Regions from separate parts of the Mus musculus genome. Here region 2 is linked to region 1. A link is a loop called in an ENCODE intact Hi-C map of the cell type or tissue named here. Cell type or tissue: left cerebral cortex. All regions are shown on one strand. Links, peaks and the distances in the headings refer to the core of each region. The heading gives the core; the rest is flanking DNA.

What was found. Peaks named below come from ENCODE experiments on the same cell type or tissue, not always from the same donor. Only the 100,000 strongest peaks of a DNase experiment are listed, where the experiment ranks them.
Region 2: it touches region 1 in a loop (4-fold over the local background); 2 of 42 quality-filtered maps call a loop at or near these places.

The regions. Positions count from the first base shown.
Region 1 is chr15:101,194,162-101,202,485 of GRCm38, forward strand. It overlaps Acvr1b (activin A receptor, type 1B), which reads left to right. Exons shown (of 9, transcript NM_007395.4): 2 at 1-10; 3 at 648-896; 4 at 4,623-4,853; 5 at 7,817-7,984. Among named protein-coding and RNA genes, the nearest start is that of Mir6962, 4.5 kb to the left of the region's middle. In left cerebral cortex, for the core only: CTCF peaks have their summits at 4,245 (motif pointing left), 4,883 and 7,243 (motif pointing left); a DNase peak (open chromatin) is centred at 4,226.
Region 2 is chr15:101,075,336-101,083,659 of GRCm38, forward strand. It overlaps a transcript of Fignl2 not described here. Among named protein-coding and RNA genes, the nearest start is that of Gm41402, 24 kb to the right of the region's middle. In left cerebral cortex, for the core only: CTCF peaks have their summits at 3,484 and 3,688; DNase peaks (open chromatin) are centred at 1,956 and 3,542; H3K4me3 peaks cover 2,446 bases; H3K27ac peaks cover 1,146 bases.

The DNA.
Region 1 (8,324 bases), core at 19-8,018:
GTCCCCAGCGGTGAGTGAGTTCTTGTGCTGTTGCCTCACCGTGGAGGAAGGGCATCTTGTCCTTTCGTTCTTGTCTGCTCTTCCCAGCCCTCAGCTCAGGGATAGCTGACAGTAGGTTTAGTTGCTCTCTGAGGTCATGACAGAGGATCAGCCTCCTTTCTAGGCAGGCTTGTTGCTCAGAAGGTGAGAAGAGCAGAGCTCCCAGCTACTTGTGGGGTCGAGGCCATCAGCAGCCGAGACATCTGCTCTGGGGACAGGGTAAACATCGTGAAGAAGGCTGAAATTTGAAAGGGAGGTGATTTCAGTGGAGCAGTGTCAGACACCACCTCAGACAGCCCCCCCCCCTTGCCATTTGTCAGATCTTTCTAGGGAAAGACTGAGAGATATTGGGCCAAGCTTGCTACTCTGGTGTGCTGTGAGCTTCCAGAGTGGGTTTGGTTCCACAGTTGTAGGGGTGCTTCACCGAGAGAAAGGTAGTATTAGAGAGAATCAAGGCACGGGCTAACCCAGGGAGACCAGAGGAAGTGGTCTCCCACAAGTGGAGACCCACAAGTGAGGGTCATTCATGGGTGGTCCAGTTACGGGGTGGGTTGGATCCAGCCGTGTCTTGTTTTCACTGTTTGTTCCATCCTTGCTCATCTTCCCAGGACACCTCAAGGAGCCTGCGCACCCCTCCATGTGGGGCCCTGTGGAGCTGGTCGGCATCATCGCCGGCCCCGTCTTCCTCCTCTTCCTTATCATTATCATCGTCTTCCTGGTCATCAACTATCACCAGCGTGTCTACCATAACCGCCAGAGGTTGGACATGGAGGACCCCTCTTGCGAGATGTGTCTCTCCAAAGACAAGACGCTCCAGGATCTCGTCTACGACCTCTCCACGTCAGGGTCTGGCTCAGGTACCAGGTTCTCCAGGCACTGTGTGTGTTGGCCCTCACCACTGGTTTCCAGCAGGAGGCTGTGTTTATGAGGAAGGCCGGGGCCCTGCTGTGTTGAGTCATTTGGTTTCATAATTCTCATCATCTGGAATCTGACATGTAATAAGATACGATGATGGCCTCACCAAAAACGCTTCATGCCCTGAGATTCCAGAGGTCAGGTGCAAAACTTTCTATTACTAAAGCCCTGCCTCGCTCCAGCTTTGGAGCTGTGTGCCTGTGAAACTTGAGCTGGTTCCACCTGAGTGCTGGTGTGCTCACTTTAAGGGCCCCTTTTGAGAAACAGGAGTGTGCCGGATTCCTGTGAGGCGCTGACAGCTAACCATTGATCCCTGAGCAGCCACGAGGGGTGTTTGAGGACACTGAGTGAAGCTCAGACTGGGGATTTGGTGAATCATTGACTTTGCCCCACTGCCACAGGCTTCGGGGAGGGTTATCAGAAAGGCAGCTTGGGCTTCCAGCGTAGCTTGGTCTCCACTTCCTGTTCTGCAAGGCTTTCTTACATGAGCATTGGGGTGAGCACAGTCTGACAGGACACCACAGCTCAGGGTGGAGAGAACTTAGTAGGTTGCTCACATCTCAGGAAATAGCTCAGCTGACAAAACCAGAAGCATATTAAATTTCTGCGTGTGGTAGAATATGGCTGAAATCATCCATAATCCCAGCAGTAGTACTTGGAAGGCTGAGGCAGGAGAATTGTCTCAAGTTCAAGGCCAGTACAGGCTACCTAGCAAGTATCGGGCCTACCAGGACTACATTGTCAATCCTGTCTCAAAAACTTGTCTGTGATGTGTCCCAAAGACTTGCTGCTGCTGTTGCTGCTACTGTTGCTGTTGTTGCTGTTGCTGTTGCTGTTGCTGTTGCTGTTGCTGTTACTGCTGCTGCTGCTGCTGCTGCTGCTGCTGCTGCTGCTGCTGCTGTTGTTGCTGTTACTGTTGCTGCTCTTGCTGCTGTTGCTGCTGCTGTTACTGTTGCTGTTGTTGTTGCTGTTACTGTTGTTGCTGTTGCTGCTGTTGTTGCTGTTGTTGTTGCTGCAGTTGCTGAACTGAAGATTAATGATCACTTTAGAGCTATTCTGATCTGGAACATAAAAGAAATAGTTAAAGAGGTCAGTGCTGCCATGTGAGCACAGGTGAGCACACATGTGAGCACAGGTGAGCACACATGTGAACACAGGTGAACGCACATGTGAGCACAGGTGAGCACACACGTGAGCACAGGTGAGCACACAGGTGAGCACAGGTGAGCACACAGGTGAGCACAGGTGAGCACACAGGTGAGCACAGGTGAGCACACAGGTGAGCACACATGTGAGCACACGTGAGCACAGGTGAACACACAGGTGAGCACACATGTGAGCACAGGTGAGTACACGTGAGCACACATGTGAGCACAGGTGAGCACACAGGTGAGCACACAGGTGAACACACATGTGAGCACAGGTGAGCGCACACGTGAGCACAGGTGAACACACAGGTGAGCACACATGTGAGCACAGGTGAGTACACGTGAGCACAGGTGAACACACATGTGAGCACAGGTGAACACACATGTGAACACACAGGTCTCACTGTGTGTGACTTTGTTTCCCCGCCATGGGTTAGACTGTGGTTACACAAGGAAGTTGTACCATCAGTCATGGCCAGATGCCCTCCTGGAACTCAGGGAGTCCTGTGAGCTCTGACATATCATATCCATCATTTTGGCTTTATGAAGCTCGGCAGTAGAGTGCACCAACATGAATATATTTAAAAGCTGCACATTTTTAGAAACCTAGAAAATATCCAGCATATGCTTTCCCAACAAAGGTCAGACAGTGGTTGAAAGAGCCTGAGAGAGGTGGTCTTACTGTCCTGGGAATTTCCAGATGTTTCAGACCATCTGAGCCTTGGTAGATACTTTGTTTAATGACAGTTTTCTGTGGGTAATTCAGTCCATTTTGGTACAGAGTGCACAGAGCTCCCAAGTATTGTCTTATTTGTTTAATTATGGGGGCAGGGGGTGAGCAGGTATGTGTAGCTGAGTAGGTGCCCTTAGAGGCCAGAGATGCCAGATCCACTGAAGCTGGACTTTGTGAACCATGTGATGTAGGTGCTGGGAGCTGAGCTTGGATCTTCTGGAAGAGCAGTTGGGCATGCTTGTTTGTTTGCTTGCTTACTTGCTTGCTTGCTTTTTTGACAAGATCTCACTATGTAACCTTGGCTGTCTTAGAACTTACTATGTAGATTAGATTAGCATGAAACTCATAGAAATCCACCTGCCTTTGCTTTCTGAGCATGTGATTAACAGTGTGCATCGCCATGCCCTGTCCAGTGTGTGTTCCTAACCACTGACCCATCTCTCTAGTCTAGGTATTGGGTTTTTAAATAATGTTATCTTTAAAGCATTAAGCTCATGTTATGTATGTAACTCTGGGCCTTATTAACAGATGAGTACTGAACATCCCCTAGAAACAAAGACTGGGAAGGAGCTAGCCTGCTCAGACGGGCTGGCATGGTTGTTGGAATGGTTGTACAGCGTGCACACATAGAGGAGTCTTGAAGAACAGGTTGAGGTTGTAAGTGAGGTAAGCAGCAGGGGCGTTCCAGGCCACAGGGCAGGCTTTGAATGCAGAGAGCAGAAAGCTGTGAAGGTTCAGTTTGTTTAAAAACTCATAAGGAGACTGGCATGGCGTGTCTGGAGGGGGCGGAGGCAGGCTGGCCAGGTGTCAGAGACTCTGGGGGCCACACTATCTCACAGGTCGGAGTGTGACTGAAGGTTCTTACACGGACAGACGCATGGTCATTTTCCCCTGTGGACAGTGTTGGCAGTGGTGTGGAGGATGGGTCCACTGGCCTGCCAGTGTCTTACTAGAAAGGATGGGGTGAAGCAGGGCTGGATGTGGCTGCACGGGGCCAAGAGCAGGCTGAGATGAGCCCGGAGAGCAGGCGGGCGGGCGCCTTTAGGAGGAGGGCAGAGTGGGACAGGGCAGGATGGAATTTCTGTAAAGCCCTGGCGGAGACACACGTGCATGTTAAGCACACAGTAAATCCAGCAAACCTAGGGTTACTAACAGCTGTTATTTGGTCCAGTGAGAGAATGGAAGTCAGTCATGATAGATAAGGGGATTGGATAGAAGGAGAGATAGACATCAGATGAGTCAAATGAAGCAATGATGAGCCCTACAAGGCAGTAAACTGAGTCATGAATTAGTGTGGGTAGTCCCCAGTCTACACTGGAGCTTCCTGCTCTTCCTCTGCAGAGCTACGTACCCTGTGTGCTTCCACCATAGGTCTGCTTTGTTGGCCACACAGCATCGCCCTCTAGTGGCTAGTGAGCAGGGTGGCCAGAAGGCAGTGCCCAACTCAGGAGTCTGCTACATTCTTCCTGTTACACCAGAATAAAGCAGCCATCAGTGAGTTGGTAACTCTAGTCAAAGATTTACATGTAGTCTTTCATCCGTATAGCCTGGAGGGGAAGTCCTGGCTAAGGGCAGCTAGCATGTGTTTTTCTGTGCTGACTTGTGCTTAGCCTGCTGGTAAACCACCTAGCATGGCTCCTGCCTTGCTATAGCATCCTGTGGCTATTGGGCCAGGGAGAGTGGAGAGACACCTGGTGGAGGGCCTTTCTGGGGGTGTATATTGTGTGGCAGGCCCAGAGTTTGGCAAAATTGCAGTGTCAGATTTTTCTCTATTCTTTGGCCTACAGGGTTACCCCTTTTTGTCCAGCGCACAGTGGCCCGAACCATTGTTTTACAAGAGATTATCGGCAAGGGCCGGTTCGGGGAAGTATGGCGTGGTCGCTGGAGGGGTGGTGACGTGGCTGTGAAAATCTTCTCTTCTCGTGAAGAACGGTCTTGGTTCCGTGAAGCAGAGATCTACCAGACCGTCATGCTGCGCCATGAAAACATCCTTGGCTTTATTGCTGCTGACAATAAAGGTACTGTGTCCCAAAGTCAGTGGCCACTTGTTGGCGCTAGAGAGGCCTGGCTGCTCTGCTCTGCTGCACACAGCAGGTCTGAATAAGACCATAGTTCTAAACCCACTTTAAATGTGGAGCATTTTATGCCAAGATGCTCACACGGAACCTGGGTTATTGCGTAGCTAAGAAGGCCTCCCATGCCCCACAGGCTTTTCTTCCTCTATCCCTTGATTTGCTCTCCGATCTGCACCCAGCATGGCCCCCATTGGGACTCCCGTGTGTTTGTTTTGAAAACTGCTACAATAGGAATTACGTTCTCACCTGCCTGGGCAGGTGGCAGAGACACATACACGGTCTACAACACAGCACAAGCGTTACACACACTGTCGTAGGGAAGCCACCATAAGCAGACACTGGCCTTTCAGTGTCACCTCATAGCTATGAGACTGGTTTCGGTCTGTTTTATACCTAGAGCCCCAGAGCTTCTGCTGCCGGTCCTCCCCCTCCTCTATCCCCTCTCCTTCCCCTCTCTATCCCCTCTCCTTCCCCTCTCTATCCCCTCTCCTTCCCCTCTCTATCCCCTCTCCTTTCCCTCTCTATCCCCTCTCCTCCCTCCTCTTATCTCCTCTCCTCCCCCTCTATCCCCTCTCCTCCCTCCTCTATCCCCTCTCCTCCCCCCCTCTCTCCTCTCTCCTCCCTCCTCTCTCCTCTCTCCTCCCCCCTCTATCCCCTCTCTTTTCTATCCCCTTTCCTCCCCCCCCACCTCGTTTTTTCTCCTTTGTCATAAGGCAGACTAGACATATAGGACAGCCTAGCCACAAATGTACAGTCTCTCTGTCTCAGCCTTTTATATACATGGGAGAAGCAGGGGAGGGGTAGACAGAGACAAGGTTATGCTGGACTTTTGTGCGTGCCCATGCCCGTGTGTGTGTATGTGTGTGTGTGTGTGTGTGTGTGTGTGTGTGTGTGTGTGTGTGTGTTAACACATACTATGTTGTGTGGCCTGTAATTCTAGTTCCAGGGGATATCATGCCCTCTTTTGGCATCTGCTGGTACTTGCATGAATGTACACATAGCCCTACAAAGACACACCATACACACACACCTGGCATTTGGTACCCCTGGAACACAGAAATTATGAGGGCACTGAGTTGTGTTTTAGAAGTGTCTGGCAGTTGTGACACACTTCCCTCTGCAGCACAATGACTAGAGGCTAGTGTCCACAGATGTATGGGGAATGCCAGCTGAGCGTGTTCTTCAGAGTGCTGCGGGGCTGCAGGTCCCTGGCTGCCCAACAGCTGAAGAGCCCTGGGTGTTAGTGCAGGGGAAGAAGAGACGGTCTCAGCCCTCTGAGGAGCTGCTGCTATCCCAGACGTCTTAGAGTCATTAAAAGGCTCCAACTGTCCTATGGCAGGTCATGGCCTCCTCAGAAAGGAGTTACTGGTTAGAATATGGCCCTCTTTGGGGTCAGAGCTGACAAGGTTGAGACATTTCTAGCAGCCAGCCTTTATTGATTCTGGAAGCTTGTATGAGTTGGGATCTGAGTTAGGGCCAGGAAAGGAGGGAGTCAGACCCCTTTGTTCTTGCCTTGTTACCATGATATAGCCAGTGTGAGGCCCTGGGATTAGCACCAGCCTAGAATTTGGAAGCTTTCAGCCCAGTTTCTAATCTTCCTAGCAACAGCAGCAAGCTTAGCCAGATTGATCAGTGTTGCTTTCTCCTCTCCCTGTCCTCCGTCCTGCCACCCCAAAGTGAAAGAGAGGGGTCAGCAAGCTCCCTGCCTTCCACTGCTTTCCTGAAGGGCAAGATGGCCTTTGTGGGAGTGCTCAGAGCATTCCTGGCTCTGCAACAGGGATGCACAAATGGGATCCTTCTGCTCTCATCATGGCCCTTGGCCTGAGAATGGACACCAAGTGGAAGGAGACATTTCCAGTGAGACAGGTGCTGCACTGGGTCATGATCGAGGGAGGAGTGCAGGCAAGAGCGGGCTCTCCTCCTGGGCAGCAGTGGGTGGAGCACGGAGAGCCTCCTGTCAGAGCGAGGAAGCAAGCCATCAATCGGTAACAAACTGAACCTGCACATTCCAGACTTGGCGATAAAGTGGCGCTGCTGAGCATCTTCCTCACTGACTGGGCTACTTGCTTGTCTCTCTAATAAGACCCCACAGCCAAGTGGCGCACGCCTTTAATCCCAGCACAGAGAAGGCAGAGGCAGGTGGATCTCTGAGTTCAAGGCCAGCCTGGTCTATAGAGCTACACAGAGAAACCCTGTCTCAAAAACAAACAAAAAACAAAAACAGGGCTGAAGAGATGGCTCAGTGGTTAAGAACACTGGCTTCTCTTCTAGAGGTCCTGAGTTCAGTTCCCAGCAACTCCATGGTGGCTCACAACCACCTGTAATGGGATCTGATGCCCTCTTCTGGCATATAGGTGTGCATGCAGATAGAGCATTCATACATAAAATAAATAAAACTTAAAAAACAAAATAACACAAATAATGGCAATAACACATAACACTACTACTACTAATAATAATAAAGACACCACGGCCTGAGTGACTTCCAGAGCGGTTTGCTCTGTGCTCGTGGTCCAGATGGTCACAGCCTGTGATGCTGAAACAGGGCCAGGAGCTGAGAGCTCCTATCTTGAGCTACAAGCAGAAGGATGGCTTGTGACCTCTGAAACCCCAAAGAGTGCCCCAGTGATATACTTTGTTTAGCAAGACCCTACCTCCTAGGCTTTCCAAAGAGCCACCCACTGAGGGTCAGGCAGTCAAAGGCCCAAGACAGTTGTGGAGGAGCATCTCAAGCAAACCACCACACACACCTGGGTAAGGGAGTAAGCCTGAGAGAGAGGTGCTCTCTGTCCTCCCTGGAGGCTGCCAGAGATGTGGAGGCAGGAAGTGGCACTGTGTGTAGCACATACCTTCTTCCTTATTGCATAGTGTTCCTTCTATGTGGCCCTTGTCTGTGTTCTCTGCAGATAATGGCACCTGGACCCAGCTGTGGCTTGTCTCTGACTATCACGAGCATGGCTCACTGTTTGATTATCTGAACCGCTACACAGTGACCATTGAGGGAATGATTAAGCTAGCCTTGTCTGCAGCCAGTGGTTTGGCACACCTGCATATGGAGATTGTGGGCACTCAAGGTGAGTATCGAACTCAGCCAGGGAGCAGGAAGCTTGAGACAAAAGGCCTGTCCATCCCCATGTCCTCCTCACTGAGGCAGTTGGGAACAAACGCTGGGAATGGTAGTTTCGTGTGAGGAACAGAGCCCCTAACTGGGTTGGCTTTCCTCATTGGCTGTCATTAGCCCTCCCCTAGGAAGAGCCATAGATGAAGGCTTGGCAGCTGTTAATGCATGGCACAGGTGTTTGCTAAGGAACAGCATGAAGGAATGAAACTAAGAAGCGAGACCAGCACACCAGGAGCAGGAGTGCAACAATCTCATGCCAAGGTTGGGCACTGCCTTGCACAGCTCACGGTGGC
Region 2 (8,324 bases), core at 150-8,149, 120 kb before region 1:
GCAACAGACCAAAGGTATGCCAGGCCTTGGCCACCTTCCAGTATGTAGCCCTGGGACCTTCCTGAGCCATCCTCCTGTGGAGCCTGTTTTTCATTAAATAAGGTGACGAAGTCATTAAGCGCCAAGGCAAGAAGAGGCAAAATCCTGCTGGAGGGGTCAGGGAAGGAGGGGGCAGCCAACCAACCTGTCCCCTGACCTCCTTCATGACCAGTGGGGTGGGGGGTGGGGGGAGGCTCCTCAGGATCCAGAGCTGCTGTAGTAGGAACTAGTGGTGGGGAGTTGGGGGTGTCTCAGCCAGATAATAAGCAATTGTTAATGTGATCCATATGGGTCCTGACTGGCCTCTCTGTTTAACAGGATGATAATGGCAAGGGGGAGGATGAAGGTCTGTGGAGAAGGAAAGGAGCAAAGTCCTCCCTGGACTTGGGGGGTGGGGAGGGTCACTAAGGAGGAGGAGAGAAAGAAAGGAGGAGCTGAGCCACTCAGGGGGCTCCAAAACCCAGGAGGGCAGAGCTTCTTGCCCAAAGTGACCGGATTCCAGGTTTTGCAGACCACCAGGTCAAAGTCTTCACAAAGCTCCTTCTCGTCACCCAACCAACATTTATGGGCACCCAAACGGTACAAAGTAACTGTGAGGCAGGCGCAAGTGTATATACCCTGGCCTCCTGGAGCCAGAGCCTAATATGGACCCAGCCACAACGGAAAAAAGATACAGGTGCAGCACTAGGAGACCGTGGAGGGAGGGGCAAATGGTAAAGCTGGGGACTCTGGGGGAGGCTACCCAGGGGGATATGTGGCATCCTAGCCGGGCCTTGAAGAATGAGGAGGTTGTGGCAAGACCAGGACAATGGAGAAGGCATTTGGCCGAAGGAACAGCAGGAGCAAAGGCAGAGAGGCGTGAAATTGCGTGGAGAGCCTGAGATTCAGCAATAAAGCTGCAGCCAGGCAGGGGAGGGGAGGGACTCTTGGTCCATGAAAAGCTGTGGCCATGGATGACCAGGAGAGAGGCAGGAACGGACTCTGGAATACCACACTGGAGTCTGGGTTCCTCTCTCTTGCTTTCCATTCTGCTGCCTTGATCTGGCTGGGTACTGGAATTGTCTGACTAGGTGACCCTCATCCTGACCACTGTCCTCTCCAGAGCCAAAGAACATGCAAGTCCTTGGAGGTCCACGGCATCCCTGGTCATCCAGCCCCTCTCCTACTCCTAGGGACACTGAGAAGGAGCAACTCCAATCCTGCCTTTCAACTAAACTCCCATTGGCCCAAAGGGGCTTCCCTCAGAAGACTGTATAGTAAGGGCGTGAGGGTCGCCTCTGGATGCTGCGGGCACCAATGGAATCAAGTAGAAAGAAATGAAATGGTGCTAAATGTGGGTAAGGGCGATTTACGAGGCCTGTCACACAGTCCTCCCGGGCCATCCAAGCAAGATCCTCCCCTTTCTTCGGGCGACTGGAGAAAGTCCCGCCCCGCCCCCCTGCCCACAGCTCAGGGTGGTCGAAAACCCGCTCTCGGATCCTGGAGCACTGCAGACCGGCACCCCCTTGCACCCTGTTACGGCTGTCCCAGGGGGGGGGGCAGGACTAAAACCCAGAGAAGGACGTTCGCGCCCTGCCTAGGGATACTGGGGTGACGGGAGGTTCCGGAAGGATGCTCAGGGGTTTTGGATGGGATTCTGGCAGGGTTCAAAACTACCCCGTACAGTCAGAGGTCTTTGGACTGCAGTATCTCCAGGCCCACTCCAAATACTGGGTGGCTCTAGGGGAGGTGTCAAACCCCGGGAACCGAGAAGCTCCCAAACTGTAAACCTAAAGTGGGAAAGCGAGCAGATCCCCACTTCTAGCTACTGGGCTGAAAGCAGGAGCCCGCTCAGCCTCTACTGCCAGTGCGGACAACACAAACATTCTTCCGTCCTCTATTCTCCTCCAAATTAGGTATCCATGGAGACAGGGCCGGCAGCCTGACAGCCCCACGGCCTAATCCTGATTTAGTGACCGTCCCTTTAACAGCCCACCCACCCGCCCACCCACCCCTGCACTCCGGGCCTCAGCGGGGCGCAGGCTCCAGGCTGCTCTCGCTCTCCCCGGCGTTTAACGTTCACAGGCCCTCCGCCAGCGGGAACCACTAGACCGGAGAGGTCCGGGAGGAAGCCAACATATATTAAGCTCTTACTGTGTGCCCAACAATCTACAGAGGACCCTCTAACAAGAGTCTGGAAGTGGGAATCTCTGCATAGACCATAAGGCTCTAGGAGTAGGGAAGTTTAAGGGGTTTTCGCAAGAGCTGGGAACTCCGAGGGGCTCCGGGTAACCAATGGTCCACTGGTGAAAGTAAGCGCAGTTTCGTGCAATACCCCAACTCTGAGCTGGGACTACTGTCCCAGCCTGAGGAGAAACGAAGGGCGTGTGCGTTAGGGGCGCAGGGACCGAAATGGCCTCAGTCTCCTGTCACTGCCCCGTCACGATGCTGGGGAATCTCCAGGCCAGTAACCCAGCCCCCACCCCCTCCCGCACACACAGGGGCCGCTGGACAAAGACCTGACGGAGTGGGAGGGGCCTGCGGGCCGGCCCTCGGGCTCAGGCCGCCGGACCCTTCTGGGACCCGAACCCGCAAATCCTAGCTCCCTCTCCCCAAGCCCACAGACTCCCCAGAGTCCGCCGCTCGCTAACACCACCTCCTCAGCTCCAGAGTGGGCGGTAAAGCGGGTTCCCGTCGGCGACCGAGGGGCGATCTCAACTGGTCGCCCCCCTTCCTCCGGGGAAATGACCCTGGGCTCCCACGCACCCTCTCAGGTCTCTCCCGGCCTTGCCCTCCGACCTCCGCCTAGTTGGAGCCCCGGCCCCTCAGCCCCCGCCCTCCCTGGGCCTCGCACGGCCCCGCGCCCGCGGACAAAGCTCTGGACATCGGACCGCACAGTCGCCACCCCCTGACCCCCGGCCGGCCCGCGCGCTCCCGCGCCTACCCCCTCCCTGGCCTGCGACGCGTACCTCGGCATCCCGGCCGGGTCCTAGGTGAGTGTGCGCGGCCTGGGGGGGCGTCCGGCCCAGGGACCGGGGCGGAAGCGCGGGCCGGGGGCGACGGGCCAGGGCTGGGGGTCAGCGGCGCTCACCATCCTGGGGCCGCTGCTGCTGCGGCTGCTGCGGCCGCCGCGGCCGGGAGCGGGACTGGGCAGTGGGGGTGGCCGGACAAGGGGCGGCCCAGGCTCCCCCCGCAGGCAGGACCCCCACCCCGCCTCCCCTCGCCCGCCCCCAGCGCCCTCCCTCCGGGCCCGCGCCCCGCCCCTCCCAGCGCCCCGCCCCCGCCCCGCTCGCCCGGCCCCTCGCGGCAGCCTCGCCGCCCCGCCTCTCCCTCCCCGGGCTCGAAAATAAATTAGCCACCCGGGGGAAAAAGAGCAAATGACCCTCGGTGCGAGCGTGTCCTTGCACCACTCTCAGGCCGCTCGCCCGCTCCCGCCTCCCCTGCCGTCGGAGCGGGAAGTTGCGCTGGGCTTGGAGGCCGGCCTGGAGGCGGGGAGACTGGGGAGGCCGGGCGGGCGCCGAGGCCAGGACTGAGCTCCTGGCTGCCCTGAGTGGCCGCTGGCTGTGAGCCGCTTCCTGGGTCGAAGGGCAAAGGGGAAGGCGGCTGGCCAGACCCGCCCCGTCCGCTGCCTGGCCAAGACCACCTCTCCTAGGACGCCTGTGGACTCTGGCCTACGTCCCCGCCCTGGGCGCGCAGAGCAACTACAGCGTGCAGGATGCCCCTGGCAGGGTGCATAGCCAGATGAGGGCACTGTCTCTGCACAGGTGCCACAGAACAGTGTGTGTGTGTGTGTGTGTGTGTGTGTGCGCGCACGCGCGCACTATCAAAGCAGTGGACTAGGTGGTGGGACAATCACACTGGAGAGCTTGCCCAAAGAGACTACAGTCACCCTGAGCCCACTGGCACCTACGTATAAGGAGCCCCAGCCAGTATACGTATAAGGGGACTTACAGGTGACCAGAGGAATTTGCATTGAATCGCTCCCAGTCTAGAGTTGGCACCGTTTTAAGCAGGCGTCTCAGAGCTTCGGTGGTGATAAAGGTCAAGACTCCCTCCGCCTTAGGAGGCCATGGCACAGGCGCGATGCTTATGGTGGAGGTTCTGGAGGAGCCCAGAGCGTCAAGAGGTTCTGTGACCAGCATTTCCCACCCATAGGTCGTACTTCGAGGCTCTGCCGCCACCCTTTCTGGGACTTCCTTTCCTTCCGGGTGGTAGTTCAGCAAGAGCATCCGTAGGACAGGACTCACGCTGGAGGGGCTTCCTCTAACCTGCAGAACAGGCCTCTGACCTCCAAGTCTGGCAGAATTCTAAAGACTCTTCACTTGTGATTATGTTTCCGGATCCCACAGACCCAGACAGCTCTGTAGATTGGCAGGGAAGAGGAAGGCACAGGCCGCCAATCATCCTTTTTGTCTTTTCTTTTTCATAGTCTAAATATGGAAATAAGACCAGCAATAAAGTTCTGAAATTCATCAAGGGGGCGGGGAGACTTCTGGCCCCAGAATTTTCCTGTTTATAAACCACCTTCCCGTTCTTACACACCCACACACCCTGACACAAATCAGGGATGCGCCAAGACTCAGGAGTGCTGGGCCAGACCCCCAGGATTGTATTCATAGAGGGTGCAAACAGCTACAGTTGCCATCTTAGCAGAGCAGAGACAAAACAAGAAACTTGTGACAAAACAAGAAACTGATTAAATGTGGTCTTTCTTCACTGTTATGACATCCGAGGCCAGAGAGAAGAGACTTAATTGGGAGCACTGAGAAAAGCCTGACCTAGAGCCCCTGCACCCCTTTTCTCTGTACTCCCAGTCCTTGCCGGCTCCCTTGAAGGCCAAGTCCACTGGAGCCGAGCAGAGACACCCCTGTCATCCGGAATTGTGCCAGGATGCCAAGGCTGGCTAGCCTTGCTGATGGGTGGCCCTAGGACCTGACTGTACCGAGTTCTAAGATGAGGTGGTGCCTTCTGAGGCATCCAGCTTGAAGGAATGTTAGTGTCTGCCTAGAGACAAAAGCCTTCCAGGGCCAGGATGAGAGGAGAGCTTGCTCATGCCTCATCGGGGATGCTCAGCGTGCCGCTGAAGCCTTCCTGAGGCGCCACAGGCCAGCCCAGTATCAGGTGGTCCTGATTCTCAGGTGGCTGTGGGTCACAGTAAGGGCTCTGGTTAGCAGGTGAGGGGAGCCTAGTCGCTTCCCTCCTTCACTTACCCCCTGTCCAGCGCCCAGGCAATGAAGTATCACTTTCCTTCCCTGAGCTAATTATGGTCCTGTTAATACATCACCTTGAAGCTGACACACACTCAGTCTTGGCAAATGGCCTTTCATCATATCTCCATTCTTGGCCTTTCTGGGGGGCTAATCTCTGAGGGCTCCTGCTTGACCCCTCTCCTATCTGCCCTCAGGCAAGGGATCTGTGCCCCGAAAGGCCCCTGCTGAGGTCACCGGGAGCCTCCCAGGGCAGGTCAAGTGCCCACAATGGATTGGATAATAATAGTGGTAAAGATGGCTAATGCATCGCTCTTCCAACCCGCCACCCTTTGCAGCCACTTGGTTTCCATCACTAACTGCATGGAGTACTGCCACCCACCCCAGGAGAAGGGGCTCCCCTTGGTATGTGGCTAGATGCTAACAACTGCGTGTGAGTCTGTGTGCACGTATATCTAGGAGAGGGTGGGGTACCTCTTGGCCCAGAGATGGGTGTCAAGTACTTTCCAAAACCACACAGGATGCCTCCCACCCACTGGAAGGCCTTTAGAGGGAGGGAGCAGGACTCAGGGCGGCAGAAGGAGCCAGACCCAGAGAATCCAGGAGCAGGTGGGGCAAGGAAAGAAATAAAGGGCCCCAGGGAAGCATGGGTGGACAGAGGAAGCAGAAAGAAATGGAAAGGAGGAAGAGGAAAGGGCGGGCGGGAGTTCCCTTTCTCAGTGCTCTTCTGCTGGCCCCTTAGGAGTCACCATGGGCAGGAAAGGAAGGAAGCATGTCCTGCCCCAAAGGACAGGGAATATGCCCAGAGGACACCACACCCCACCAGCCGCAGTCGGAACTTGCCACTGGCTGGTCTCAGGCTGCCCTGGCTACAAATCTAAGTGCCAGCCTTTTGGGATTTGAGGTTCAGCCATCAAGGCCCAGCTGGCAAAGTCTCCTCCATTGCCAAAACTCTCCTACCCGTGACCCACCCGCCATCCCAGACCCTCCCACCCATGCCTTACCCCACTGCTGTTTTTAAACTTTCACCAGTGCTCTCCCCACCCCAACACACACTCCTGCTTCAGGCTGGGTGGGGGCCAGCACCCCCTCAGCCAGCCTGAGAGTTTCTGGGAATATCTGGGAATTAGAAAATGCACTCTACTTTCCTATAGCCTCTAGGTTGGGCCATTGGAGAGGTGTCCCTATTTCACCTCCACATGCCTAACTCAGAGGGACTCCAGCACCCCACACTCAGAATCCTCAATTTACTTGAGTACAGCTGTTGCTATGTAAACAGAGGTCCCCCACCCCCATCCTACAGCACAGCCTTTGCACCAGCCACTTGAATTGACCCCACTTTTTATCTCTAGTCCCACAGAACTCAGTCGCATCCACGCTATTTGAATACTTCCAAATCTGAGCCGAGAATCTCATTTCCCTACTCCTATTCAACCTTCAGAACCCAACTCAGCTGAGCTTGTGGGATCCTGCGATTGGGTCAGTAACTCCAAACCAGTCCTCCTCTAAGGTCTTTTCTCTGGAAGGTTCTACACACTGAGCCAGATCTCTGCTTTCATGAGCGTCCCTCTCACTCACTCCCCCACCCCTACCTCCCATCCCCCACGCCGTCCACCCCCTGCCCCCACCCCACCCCCACCCTTGTCCATTCAAAGGCAGGACCCACCCCTGCAGGACCCACACCCTCTTAACAGGCCAGTCCCTGGAGACCTACAGGAAGTCTCTCCTCTCTTACAAAGTTTACAAACCCAGGACAGGGTGGGGAATTAGAAAACCAGTTTGCATGGAAGGTCCCTTGCCCCTGCTTTGCCCTCTGGGGCTGGGCCTGATCGGAAAGTCTCAGTACATCTGGTTGTACTTAAGTCAACTAGTAATGTAGTGGATTGTGCCTCCTGCTCAGCCTCCTCCCTTCTAACCCGGCCCTCTGCTCCCTCCTCCAGCCTCAGAGGGGAGGGGCTTAGCAAAGCCCAAGAGGTTGAACCCAACCCTACCAGAGCTGTGGTGCCATGGTACTGTGGTTCTGAGGTGCTGTGGTGCCATGGGACCGTGGGACTGTGGTGTCGTAGTGCCAATGTGCTCCCTGGGCCACAACAGAGCCCTCCAGGCCCTGCATACGTTGCTCACTTGGACCAGCTCTAGCCCCGCTCTCATCTACAATAGTACAACACCAAGAAAACAGCTGATCCTGAATCAGCTTCAAAGTACAACGACAAGAAAACAGCTGATCCTGAGTCAACTTCAGCTGTCAGTCATTTCCCAGAAGCCTTTGCAAAATATTGAAGGGTAACAGAGAAGAGCCTAAATAGGTAGTGTGTGTCTGTAACCCCAGCTACTCCAGAGACAGAGGCAGGAGGATTGCTTAAGTCCTAGAGCTTGAGACCAACCTGAGCAGCATAGTGAGACCCTGTTGCAAAAAAAATAAGAGAGAGGGTCTTGGGAAAATAAATAAAGAACAGAGTGGACTCACCAAGATGGGCCTCAAAAGACTCCAGATTCTAGTAGAGAGCACCTACGGGTCCGGCCAGAGAAGAGGATGCAGCAAGAGGGGAAGAGGCAGACAGTACAAGAAGTCAGATCTGTGCATGACTATAACCTCAATACGGCAGAGGCAGAGGCAGAGGAGGCAGAGGCAGAGGAGGCAGAGGCAGAGGAGGCAGAGGCAGAGGAGGCAGAGGCAGAGGAGGCAGAGGCAGAGGAGGCAGAGGCAGAGGAGGCAGAGGCAGAGGAGGCAGAGGCAGAGGAGGCAGAGGCAGAGGCAGAGGCAGAGGCAGAGGCAGAGGCAGAGGCAGGAGGATCACTACAAATTCACGTCAGTCTTATGTACAAACATAATCAGTCTACAAAGAGTGTCTCAAGGAAGCAGTAGAAGTGCAGCTATGGTGTAATGACCAAGACTTGGGGTGCAGTAAAGGTTGCAGTCCCCTTACCTGGTGCTGGTGTTCAAACAAAACGGTGTGTAGAAGCACTTTGGAAAGAGCTGAGTGGCCACCATTATCAGACTCAAAGTTCCCTATCTGCTGCTCTGCTTAGCCTAGGTTGACTTGAAACTCACTCAGCAGTCCAGGCTAGCCTTCATGCATCATGCATCAACACACACAC